Linked DNA regions of Homo sapiens: region 1 is linked to region 2. A link is a contact called in ENCODE Hi-C or POLR2A ChIA-PET data. All regions are on one chromosome and are shown on one strand. The core of a region is the stretch at or near the end of the contact, and the rest is flanking DNA. Distances in the headings are between cores, read along the strand shown. Region 1 overlaps PRKAG2 (protein kinase AMP-activated non-catalytic subunit gamma 2). Region 2 overlaps RHEB (Ras homolog, mTORC1 binding).

What was found. A loop is a pair of places that touch in the nucleus more often than their neighbours do. ChIA-PET counts read pairs that join two places held with the same protein, here RNA polymerase II (POLR2A). Pooled maps may share reads with other maps.
Region 1: a pooled map shows a loop between it and region 2 (2.8-fold over the local background). The contact joins two enhancer-like sites. A Hi-C loop is called at or near these places in 1 of 168 maps with a recorded cell type or tissue (PC-9) and 8 of 50 pooled maps. POLR2A ChIA-PET finds 5 or more read pairs at or near these places in 1 of 52 experiments (WTC11).

What each region holds. Positions count from the first base shown.
Region 1 is chr7:151,764,942-151,771,517 of GRCh38, forward strand. The region is part of intron 3 of PRKAG2 (protein kinase AMP-activated non-catalytic subunit gamma 2); the gene reads right to left. Among named protein-coding and RNA genes, the nearest start is that of PRKAG2-AS2, 38 kb to the right of the region's middle. Within about 2 kb of position 2,795, at least 3 of the 41 ENCODE cell types and tissues checked have a DNase peak (open chromatin) inside an H3K27ac peak, as active enhancers do.
Region 2 is chr7:151,483,787-151,489,529 of GRCh38, forward strand. It overlaps RHEB (Ras homolog, mTORC1 binding), which reads right to left. Exons shown (of 8, transcript NM_005614.4): 3 at 951-1,018. Among named protein-coding and RNA genes, the nearest start is that of RHEB, 33 kb to the right of the region's middle. Within about 2 kb of position 1,790, at least 9 of the 41 ENCODE cell types and tissues checked have a DNase peak (open chromatin) inside an H3K27ac peak, as active enhancers do.

The sequences.
Region 1 (6,576 bases), core at 1,545-4,044, 280 kb after region 2:
ATCCTGTCTGCTGTGTGGCCATAGCTTTCCTGGACATTTGCTGTGTCTGTTCTCTGGCTGCTGTCTATGGCCAGGGGGGCTTAAGCAATGGGATTTATCCCTTCACAGTTCTGGAGGCTGGGAGCCTAAGTCAAGGTGTGTGTGAGCCCGCAGTCCATCTGTATTAGTCCGTTCTCACACTGCTAGAAGGAACTACCTGAAACTGGGTAACTTATGCAGAAAAAAAGTTTAATTGACTCACAGTTCTGTAGGCTCTACAGGAAGCATGGCTGGGGAGGCCTCAGGAAACTTACAATCATGGCAGAAGGTGAAGAGGAAGCAGGCACGTCTTACATGGCATCAGGAAGGAAAGAGTGAAGGGGAAGTGCTACACACTTTTCAACAACCAGATCTCGTGAGAACTCATTCACTATCGCCAGAATAGCAATGGGAAGTCTGCCCCTACGATTCAATCACCTCCCACCAGGCCCCTCCTCCAACATGTGGGGATTACAATTCAACAGGAGATTCGGGTGGTAACAAGAAGCCAAACCATATCACCATCTGAAACCTGGGGGAGCCCTTTCTGCCCTGCAGCTTCAGGGATCACAGGCACCAGGGCATCCCCGTCTCAGCTCCACCAGCTCCCTGGGTCTCCGTCATCACTGGGCCTTCTTTTAAGGACACCAGTCATTCTGGACTGAGGGCCCACATGAATGACCTCATCTTAAATAATTACACCTGCCATGACCCTATTTCCAAGTCAGGTCACATTCTGAGGTCCTGGGGGTCAGGACTTCCACAAACCATTTTTGCCGGGAACATCATACAACCCTTAACAGTTACTATAGGATTAAATGAAATCCTACAGTGTATTTTAAAACTCTATCTAATTGCACCTGAAATAAATTCTTCATCTTGTCTAATTCCCCAATTAGCCCTGGCCTGATAACTTGATTTTCATTCCTGTGTGACCCCTGGCACTCCTGACCCACTAACCTGATGCTGATGATGGCATCATGTGTCTGGATTGGGGACCTTCCTAACGTTGACAGGTGATTCATCTGATAATGGTTTTGAGTGGCTATTGTGTGCAGATCCTACTCAGGTATTATAGTATCTCCAGGAACTGTAATAAACAGCAATTTCAGACTCAATTCATCTCCTTTATCTGTGACACTGTGTGAATGGGAACACAATGGACCAAAAGAACACTCAGCCCATGCCAAAATCTCCCAAAGGACACAGAGGTGTCACTGTAACTTCTCACATATGCGCTGCACGAGGACTCGGCTGGGCTGCAGATCTGAAACCTTTGTTCTTCCAACTTCACTTACAGCAGTAAAGCCCATTTATCAAAATCTATTTCCTTTAAATGATGGTAGGAACGGGGAAGAAGTGAGGTGGGGGAGAAACTTACAGGAAGAGTCTTGTCAAAAGGAGACATTTTGGAGTCAACAATGGTAGGTGGGAGGTTGGTGGGAAGTGAAGCTCAAACACAGTTCACTCAACAACCTGTACTCAGTAACAACAGACATGTTCATCTCACTAAAAAGGAGAAAACCAAAGGCGAGGCGCCCAGATCGTGGATAAGTCCCAGGAGAGAGTAAAAGCAGAGTGCTGAGACCAGCTATCACCCTGATTTGGAACACTGGCTCAGGCCACTTTAGAAAGGGGGACTGGGGATGACCTATGCCCAGGCACTAGTGTGTTTCAAGAAAAAGGTGTCAGAGGACTGCAAGTTCACAGACACCTGAAGACAGTGGGGTCTGCTACTGTGTGGGAGGCTCCCTCTCATTTATCCGTCAAGGCCCGCTAAAGTGTCTCCATTTATCACAACACCTCTCCGAGCCAGTCCGGCCTACCACTAACTCATCTTTCTCCAACTCTGTCCGTACCTACGGCCTGTGTTGTTCCATTCAGCACATCAATCGTGGAGAAGGCAGGACATATCCATTCCTTGATAGTCCTATGTCATGGGTTGAATTGTGTCCCTCCAAAAGTCACATGTTGAAATCCTAACTCACAGCACCTCCAAACGTGACCTCATGTGGAAGTAGGGTCATTGAAGATGTGGTTAGCTGAGATGAGGGTTATACTGGAGTCAGAGGGTCCCGTAGTCCAATAGGGATAGTCTCCTTAGAAAAAGGGGAAATTTGAACACAGAGACATGTGCATGGAAAAACCTCTGTGAAGATGAAGGCGGAGACTGGGGGCTGTGCTTCCAAGCCAAGGAATGGCAGTGATGACCAGCACAGACCAGGAGAAAGAACAGACGCATGGAACAGACCCCCTCACAGCCTCAGAAGGAGCCGGCCCTGCCCACACCCTGATTCCAGACTTCCAGCCTCTTGAGATAATAAACTCCCGTTTTGTTTTATTTTGTTAAAGATGGGGTCTCACTCTGTCACCGAGGCTGGAGTGCAGTGGCCTGATCTCAGCTTGCTGCAATCTCTGCCTCCCGGGTTCAAGCGATTCTCCTGCCTCAGCCTCCCGAGTAACTGGGATTACAGGCATCTGCCACCATGTGCGGCTAGTTTTTGTATTTTTAGTAGAGATGGGGTTTTACCATGTTGGCCAGGCTGGCCTCAAACTCCTGACCTCAAGTGATTGGCCCGACTTGGCCTTCCAAAGTGCTGGGATTACAGGCGTGAGCCACCATGCCCAGCCAACTTCTGTTGTTTAATGCACGCAGTTTGTGGTGCTGTTATAGTGGCCCTACCAAATGAATACACCTGTCATGATTTGTAGTCATCCACACTCGCTTAGATATCAGTGCATGTGAGTGAGGCTCAAAGAGTACCAGCTAATTGTTAAATCCTGTGGCAAGTCACTCTGTGACGTGAGTCATTACTCACTGACTTTTTTGAAACCAAATGTTTCTGTCTTAGACCTGCTCAAAGGAAGAACTGGCCAAAAGCTCTGGTTCCTCTTATTCTGATTATGGAGCCAGAGTTAAGTGCTGCTGCCCAGAGATTCTCATTTCTCCACAGCCTCCTTTTTCTCTCAGCCATTTTCCTCTAGAAGCAGAGCCTGAGGCAAGGATTAAGATCAAGGTGAGGTAGGGCAGGAGAAGCAGCAATGAAATGAGTTGTCATGCTGGCTGCTGATGCATGACAAGCTGCAAATAATAACATAATAATCAGAATAAAGAGCAGGGGAGCTTAGAAAGCATGTTCACTTGGCTCATGGGACTCCTCCAGGAGGGTTCTAGAAAGGAACTATATGTGGGGGGATCCATAGCCATCATCAAGGAGGAGGTTTCTGCCCAGCTTCCTCAAAGCCACAGTTCCTACTGGTCAAGTATTACTCTGTGGAGAGCTAAACTCCCCCAAACTTCTAGGCTGTATCATGCAGCCCCTTGTCATCATTCATGAGGCCAAACTTCCTGCCCAAATTTTAGGATATTCTTGAGGTAAGGGGAATACGCCTGCAATGACCCCACCAAAACCCCATTAGCAACGGCAAAGCTTAAATAAATCAGAAGCTTCATCAATAAAGTTTAGAACTCTTGTTCTTCAAGATCTCTCTTCCTATTCTTTCTTTCTTTCTTTTTTTTTCTGGAGATAGAGTCTCACTCTATTGCCCAGGCTGGAGTGCACTAGCACGATCCTGGCTCACTGCAGCCTCTGTCTCCTGAGTTCAAGCGATCCTCCTGCCTCAGCCTCCCTTAGTAGCTCGGATTACAGGCACATGCCATCATACCTGGCTAATTTTTATATTTTTAGTAGAGACAGGGTTTCGCCATGTTGGCCAGGCTGCTCTTGAACTCCTGGGCTCAAGTGATCTGCCCACCTCAGCCTCCCAAAGGGCTGAGATTGTAGGCGTGAGCCACTGCACCTGGCCAGTCTTCAAGATTTTTCCAAACAGACCAAGAAGGCTGCAGTTGGTGCCAGGACTAAGTCAATGGACAAGGACAGCCCGTGCCTGAAGAAACAGCGACTCTGTAGCCTTGCTCTTTCTTCCCATCCTGGGCCACTGTGTCATGATTCTTACCCACTCCTAATCCAATCCCCACTTGCAAGACCTCAACAGACTTGGAGTTCTAATGCACTGTGGCCTTCCTGTCCCCCTGAGATGCTCCAAAGCTCCATGGAGGGTGTCCCCCCAGTGCAGGGAGCAATGATGCTATCTGGTTTTACCAAAGGGCTGTGTCAGCTGTGCTGGGCAGGCAGCTTTCTACAGTGTTTTACTGCATTTAAGAGTCACAAGAAGAAACTAACCCAGGCAGAAAGGCTGTGAACAAACCTCAGTCAAGCAAAGAAGAGAAGACAAGTGAAAGTAAACATCAAAGAAAATGGCCCAGGAACTTTGAATGCAGTTGATGCTGTGGTTGTAGACTGCGCTGGGTTAGACAGTGCCCCCACTAATTCATTTCCTTTCCAGAACCTCAGAAGGTGACCTTATTTGGCAACAGAGTCATTGCAGATGTAGTCACTTAAGTTGAGGTCGCAGTGGAGTAGGGTGGGCTCTTAATCTCCTTTGACTGCTGTCACTTTAAGAAAAGAAAAAGAGACAGACACACACAGAGGAAGGCCACAGGATGATGAAGGCAGAGGCTGAAGTTACGCATCTACGAGCCAAGGAACCCCAGGGTTTGTGGGCAACTGCCAGAAGCTAGGAGGGAGGCCTGGAACAGAGCCCTCCCAGAGCCTTCAGAGGGAGCATGGTCCTGCTGACACCCTGATTCCAACTTCCAGCCTCCAGAATTGTGGGAACAGGAATCCGGGCAGCTTAGGCCATGCAGCCTGTGGTGCCTGTGTGACAGCCCCTGAAACTAACCTGTGGGCCATGAAGGCACGGATGCTGCAGCCGCATCTGGGGAGGTGTGGCGGAAACACGAGGTGGGCAGGTGGCACTGCTTGCGGGGCTGGGGTGCTGGGCTGACATGGCCGAGGGTGCACCCCCACCCCATAGAGTGGGCACCTAACCTGCTGGCCCCAGAGTGCGTGTGTCCACTGCTAGGGACCACGGAGGCCAAATTCAGTACCTTTTGAGAAATAAAGCTAAAATTCTAAGCCCCTAACCAACTGAAAGAACCCCCTCTTGGCCACGGGGACCCCAGAAAAACCTTAAAACTGAGTTCCCGGCCATAATGGGATGAGAGGTCGGATGTGCCTCATTACACCCCCTCCCTTGCTAACCACCATTAGGCTTCCTTCCCCAAGGGTTAAATGGAAACCTGCCCTTTTGAAAGACTTGCTCCATTCCTGAGATCAACCAGCTGTCTGATGCTGCCCCTTCCTTTTGCAGGTTCGACACAACCGACCAGCATTCCTTCCTGATAAGAGACCCCTGACCATGGAGTGGCTCTGACTAGCCTATGGAGGCTGCACACAGACAGTCTTCGCATCCTTGGCTTCACCCTCTGACATATAGGGCCTACTGTAATCCATTTAAAGGTTAAGTCTCCACCCCAGCGTGAACATGGATGCATGCTGCACACAATTAGCCAATTATGCATGTCTATGCTTCCTCTTTGTGAATATTCATAGCTCCTCCTATAACCTGTTGAATATGTACATTTGGCCACGCTGTTCAGCATAAATCCCTGTCTTCCACTCTCGCAGTGCCTGTTTCCAGCATCTGGCTAGAGACTATGCTTCCCAGCCTGTCAGAATGGTGACCTGCTGGCTGCAGCCTTTTTAAAGAAGTGATCCTTTCCAAATGTAGGAACCTTATCATTCTTCAACTGACACTTTGCTGGTCACTGAGCAAGGTGTGCTGGGAGGAGTGAGGGCTCTGAGGTCTCGCAGGTTTTCTGGGGAGCTTGATTCTTATGGAGTGACCTACAAATAGCACATGTATTGAAAACACATCAACCAGTCTCAGAGCAGCCCTGTCTCTTGGGTTTTAGGAGTTCGACCTGGAGCTGTAGGGGGGTGAGATAGAAAGTGGCCTCCCTCCTGGAGAACCCAGTGAACAAACCACCATGCCCCACGCCCCATCCCCGACTTTAGCATTAAGCGTTGCAGAGGCTGAGAAGTAGGGGTTCCAGCCACGGTTGGGTCTTGTGTTGACCATTTTCCAGTGCAACCACAGGCTCCCTAAGATTCAAGCAGCACTGTGGGCTTATGACCTCACACATTTACCATTGCAGAAATTATGCCAAAGCATGATCAAATTATCTGCCCACAATGTATAGGTTGCTTACAAAAATAACCAGCCCTCCTCTGTTCCTTACTTCAGGCTCTAAGATCTGCCTGATTTCTACTACTGTAAGAACATAGAAAGTAATCTCATTACATGCATGATTTTTACCCTATCTTCATTCCAGCTATGTTATTCTTTATGCTTTTCCCTTAGCTAAAATTTCGATTTCCGCTTTACATTTTTGGCATTTTAAAATAAAACATTATATCACTTCTATCAGCACCACGTTTCTTGTCTTTCCAAGTCTGCTGATGCTTTCAAAATCCCCACGTCCCAAACTCAGCACCATTAAATTGGAGTGAGGCTGGTGGTGGAATGGGAGGTGGGTGCTTAGGGATTATTCCACTTCCTCCTTTCCTCCTGCACTCTGTTCCAAAGCCAGAGAGCTCCGTGTCCTTTTGCTGTATCTGAACAACTGTGGGAGGAATCATTTTGTATGCATGC
Region 2 (5,743 bases), core at 540-3,039:
GGTAAATTCAGTCTTACAGAATAGTTTCTAGTAAAAGCAGGCCTGGATGTCATGGTAATGGGGCAGCTAAGCTGTCAAAAGGGCTTTTCTTTGTTTCATGTACTCCTTTCCCCCTTGCTTCCAGCCAATTCCCTGGTGATCCATTCCACACATCCCTGCTACATTAACCGACATGTGAATATCCTTTCTGGGGGGATTATTTGACTTTTGGCCATTATCTACTGTCTATCAAATAAATTGAAACTCCCTAATCTAGTAATCACTCTCAAATCCACCCACCCAGAGACTCTACTATATAAACTAAAGCCAACACTCAAACCAGAGCCTGGACTCCAGTCAAACTGGTATTTTATGGCCCAGGTCCTCATAAGATTAAATCAGCTAATTTCTGCCCTATGCCCCTCTTATGCCTTTCCTCTAGAAAAGATGTACTTTTGCCCTAATGTAGGAGAACACATATCACAAAGAGAAAGAAAGCAACTAATATGACTCTCTAATATAGAATTAAAGTTTAGAAAATAGAAAACCACTATCCTGTAATAAGTATTAACCCTTACAATGTTAATATATTTAAAGCAATTCTAAAGCAGAAAAACAAGTTATTAAAAGATAACTGCCAGAAATGTCTTAGAAAAGACCAAGTAGACAGCATACTAACATTTAGTTATCTGTGTAAGCTCCTTGACTTATGATGGGGTTACATCGTGATAAACCTACTGTAAACCAAAAATATCATGAGTTGAAAATGTATCAAATACCTCAATAGACCCATCGTAAAGATGAGAAATTGTTAAGTCGAGCCACTGCAAGCCAAACCATTGGGAGTCAGGGACTGTCTGCACACAACCTGAGGGGTTTTCTTGGCATAGCTGGTACTTTTAAAAATCAGTGCTAGGACCAAGACTGTCAGATATGCTGTATAAGATTCTGAGATACCAGAGGTCACTTACTTGCCCGGCTGTGTCTACAAGTTGAAGATGATATTCTTGTCCATTTACTGTGATCAACTTTGTAAAAGCTACAGGGAAAAAGGAAATTAAACATTAGTTTAAAAAAATTAACTCGAAACCACCTGAAGTTTGAACAATGACAACCAATCAAGCACAGAGTCCCTAGCAGTCTCAGAGAAAGGCCCCATGAAACAAAAAAGAACAACTCTCTGACTTGTATAGATTCTCCCCTACTTCCATTATTTAGCTAGGAAATACGGTGACTGGCTAAAATCAAGCTTGGTAAACCTTGATTCTTTTTCAAAGAGACAAAGTACGCAACAATTCATATCCTATAATAGTAATTTGAATGCTGTGTGGCAAATCCTTCCTCTTGTGAAAAAGTGAAATATACTACGTAAAGTCTGAGGTCTAGAATAAACCAAAACCACAAAAATTTTCCATTAATTTATAGGAAGTCTGGCATCAGAGCACAAAGAGCTAATATTAGTTAAGTGCTAAGAACTTTTAGTACATAAAAGAAGTAACAGTTTTACTGACGGATAAAACAGCAATGAAACAGATGTTCTGTGTTGAAGCCATCCTTCCCACTTAAGCTTAAGGATCCAAGCAATTTGTCACAACTTCTTTTCCCTGACAAGGGAGGAAAGAAAATCAGACTTGAATAACTTCCGGAAAAGTCAATTCAGAATTAGAGGGAGACAGACTTCAAACAAATATAGACAAAAGAGGAAAGAACTACTAACAGAAACAATGTAAAAATAACCACCTGGAACTCTGACAAGGAAGTGGAACAGATTTATCTTGCATACCCGCCCCAGCCATCTTGACTCACCATGAGTCCTCCAATCTCCTGATTGGCCGTCCTATATGACTAGAGCCAGGCAGCAGAATCTATCCCTCATACAACTGAGAGAGGTCCCACTCTACCCACAGCAGAAAGGCAAAGCTGACACAGACAAATGGAAATTATGTGAGAAAACTCTAAGTAATAAGGAGGATTGATCAGAGATCTTATCTGAGTTATATGAGTTCCACAGGGAAAGAAATGATGGCTGAAAGACAAGCAATCATCACAGAGAACCATATTAGCGTCACACTTTTCTAATACAAGCAGGGGGGCCAAAAGTCAGGTGAGTAAAGATAACAGACCACAGCATGAAATCAATGGCCACACTATATTATGCTTGTACCTGTTCCGGAAGTTATCACTTTTAGGAAACAGTTAAATCAGATGGAAACTGAATCGGAATATTTCAAGCTGGGGGGATACCCAATATAACCTATTTCATCAATTCTAAGAAAGAATTCAGATTTGTTTTTACACCTTATTCTCTCTGAACTTGGGATGCATCCTGCACCGCTGGAGGTTTCAGTCCTTGTCAGCCAGGGTGCAGTCACTACATAGCTGTGTGAAAACCTTCAGTCACGTGAGATTGAAGTGTATTTCAGATTTGATGAGAAGTATGTAAGAAACACTGGTGAGCAATAAAACCAGTGACCTTCAATTAGAACTAAGTAACTGCAGTTATCAAGTATAATTATGATGACAAGGTTACTGAAAGGAAACATCATTCATTCATTCATTCATTCAAGAACAATTTCTTGAGTGCCTATTATCACCAGTAGCACTGTTGTGGGTGCTTGGGATGCTGTAGTCTCTGATACTCAGTGAGCTTAGATCCCAGGGAAGGAAAGAAGGTATAGACACACACATGTACCCTCCCACCCTGTCGGGTATCTTCCCTGGGAGTGGAACACCCAGGCAGAGGTTAAACAGCAAGTGAAAAAAGCAAAAAAGTCAATGCAGCTAAAGCTCAGAGAGAACGGTAGATAGCTAACTAGGATGGACAGGAGGCAGAAGGTCCTACAGAACTTGGGATTTTTACTCTGAATGTGAGGAGAAACCAAGGAAAGATCACTCTGGCTACGCTGTAAGTAACAAAAATGGTCCCAGGGATATTAGGCAGGAGCCCATGATACAGTGACCACATGACTGTACAGACTATCACAATCTATAGAGGGTGACACTGGCCTGGATTAGAGGTGGAGATATTCTGGAAATATTTCAGAGGCAGAACCAAAAGGATTTTCTGATTGACTGGAAGTGGGATGTAAGAAAATGAAGAGTCAGGATGACTCCAAAGCTTCTGTAAGTTGCCACTTACAGGAAAGACTAGGGGAAGAATACTAGGGATAGGAGAGGAAGGGAAATGAGTTGGGTTTTAGGGATGTTTTGGGATGCCTATTAAATACCAAGGGGAAATGCAGGCAGTTAAATAAAAAAGCCCAGGATGTAGTGGCTTATGCCTGTAATCCCACTTTGGGAGGCCCAGGCAGGAGGACTGCTTGAGGCCTGGAGTTCAAGACCACCCTGGGCAACACAGGGAGACCCAATCTCCACAAAAATGGAAAAACTGCTCCAGCGTGGTGGCTCACGCCTGTAGTCCTAGCTACTTGTGAGGCTGAGGAAAGATCATTTTAAGCCCAGGTATTCAAGGTTACAGTGAGCTATGATCATGCCACTGCACTCCTGCCTGAAGGACAGAGTGAAAGACCTTGTCATGTAGAATAAAATAAATTATAAAATAAAGCCCAGAGCTGGGGGGAGAGGTTGCGGCTGAGAATACACACTGGTGAGTCAATAGCAAATTGAAGAGAGGGGAAGATTACTTGAGAGCAAGTGCAGAGGAAAGGCCTGAACCAGGGCACCCCATGTTGCCAAGTCAAAAAAATGCAGAAGATTCGGCCAAGAAGACTGAGATGTCATTGTACATAGTGTATAAAAGAAAAAAAAAAAAATAAACATTTGCATCTATCTTTGCATGTAAAAAGAATGTAACTTGTCCTACTTGTAGCAGTAAAATGAAAAAGACCTTCCATCTTGCTGTCATAGGAAAACTGCCAGTTTTTTACTATAGAAAAAAGGGAGGTATAATAAGAGATAGGATAGACTCGGAAATAATTCTACTGTCTCTCATTTTAACCTCATGTCAAAGTGGAAAGCTGGCTTTCTTCTGACATCACTCTCCTTGAGCCCCTTTCTCCCTGCCTCTTTGAATCACCAGAGAATCCATTTCCAACCTAAACCCCTGAAATTCTCCTAAGTAGACTAATAGCTATTTACTAGTAAATGCTACTAACCACGGTCATAGAGGTTTCCAAAATTTGGTGTTCACAAAGCAAGATTTGTGTTACTAAAGTGTGGTGAGGGCTCTTCATTCATACCCTACTGAGAAGTCCACACCCAGGACGCAGTGCCTTGAGAATGCTGCAACACCTAAGTGCAACCTCCCAACTTTCTGGAAGGCGCTTTGTCATTCACTAACAGTGCTACCTTGAGATGGCAGAAGTCGGAAATTGCTGCTATGCTTGCTTTTTAGTTATAAACTACCACTAGCTTAATTTCAGCCTATCAATTTAGTTTGTATTGAGTTGTTAGATTAACACTACAGTAGATAATGAAGTACACTTGCATAAGTAGTACTTCTGCTTTAAAATTTCCCCAAACTAGAAAATATGTGGTTTTATTAATATTATTCTCCTACACCCCTACTGTTAAAGATGACACAGTCCCAGAATTTTTGCTCACCATGACACTTCACTGAAATGTGTCACCACTGAGTGTTTGCTATAACAGCTTGTTCTAATATTATAAAGTGTAAAATAACTACTAAATTATTTCCAGATCTACAGAGCAGTTTTTTAAAATCATGAAACCACCCACTTATTTATCTTGCTAGCAACAAGTTCATGATAACCTTTTCTTTTCTTTCTAATTCATTGTTATCACTGAACAATGTTTTTCTACCAAACAGTGGAGGAAAGGGTGGGCGAAGGGCTCCTGCCCTGTGTTAGGTTATCAGAAGTGTGGTAAGTAGAATATAATGTCTGAACATGCCTCACGAACTTTTAATGGATACATATTCATATTTATTTCTGCTCCTGCCTACAGACTTTAATAAACAAGTACTCTGAATTCATTTTTGAGGTAAAGAAGTCTTCATTATTGAACTGTAAGATGAGAAAAAATTTAAAATATGACCAAAGATGATGTTGATAGCCTCAAAAAAGTAGGGTCATATTACTCTGTTTCTGAGATAACATCAAGTTACATAAGTTGGACTTTCTTCTGATCCATTACTTACTAAGAAAATGTATGTATATATAGCTCCATGATACACAACTCCATGACTTTCCTTCCAACTCAGTTTTTACTTTTGAGACCACATCTTGCTCTGCTGCCCAGGCTGGAGTACAGTGACATGATTACAGATCACTGCAGCCTCAAACTCCTGGGTTCAAGTGATCCGCCTGTCTCAGCTGAGACTACAGGCACACACCATCACGCCCAGCTAATTCCAGCTCAGTATGAAATGGCATGAGGATACAGCCACAATATCCACTTTTAGAGGCAGAGCTTACGAAGAAAACAATCTTCTATTGTTCTGTTAATACAATTCCAAAATGAACCTTATTATTTCAAGGATCTAAAATCCTAAATTGCTTTGTATAGCAAATATTAAGGTCCAAGATGATGATTTTCTTATGTTCTTATTCCAGTGGACAGAAAACCGAGCTTGTTCATCCAGCACTCACATTAATCTGCTCCTCACACTTGCTTACTATTATATAATGACCAGCTAGACAAATCATAGGATGTAATCAGGACTCCTCCCTGTAGATACCCAGAGGTTACTTTCAAATATAACATCTTGAAAGGTTACTTTCAAAAATATTCCTGGAGTTAGTTTATCAACCAACAGGTTTCCTTCTCTGCTACCAGCACACTG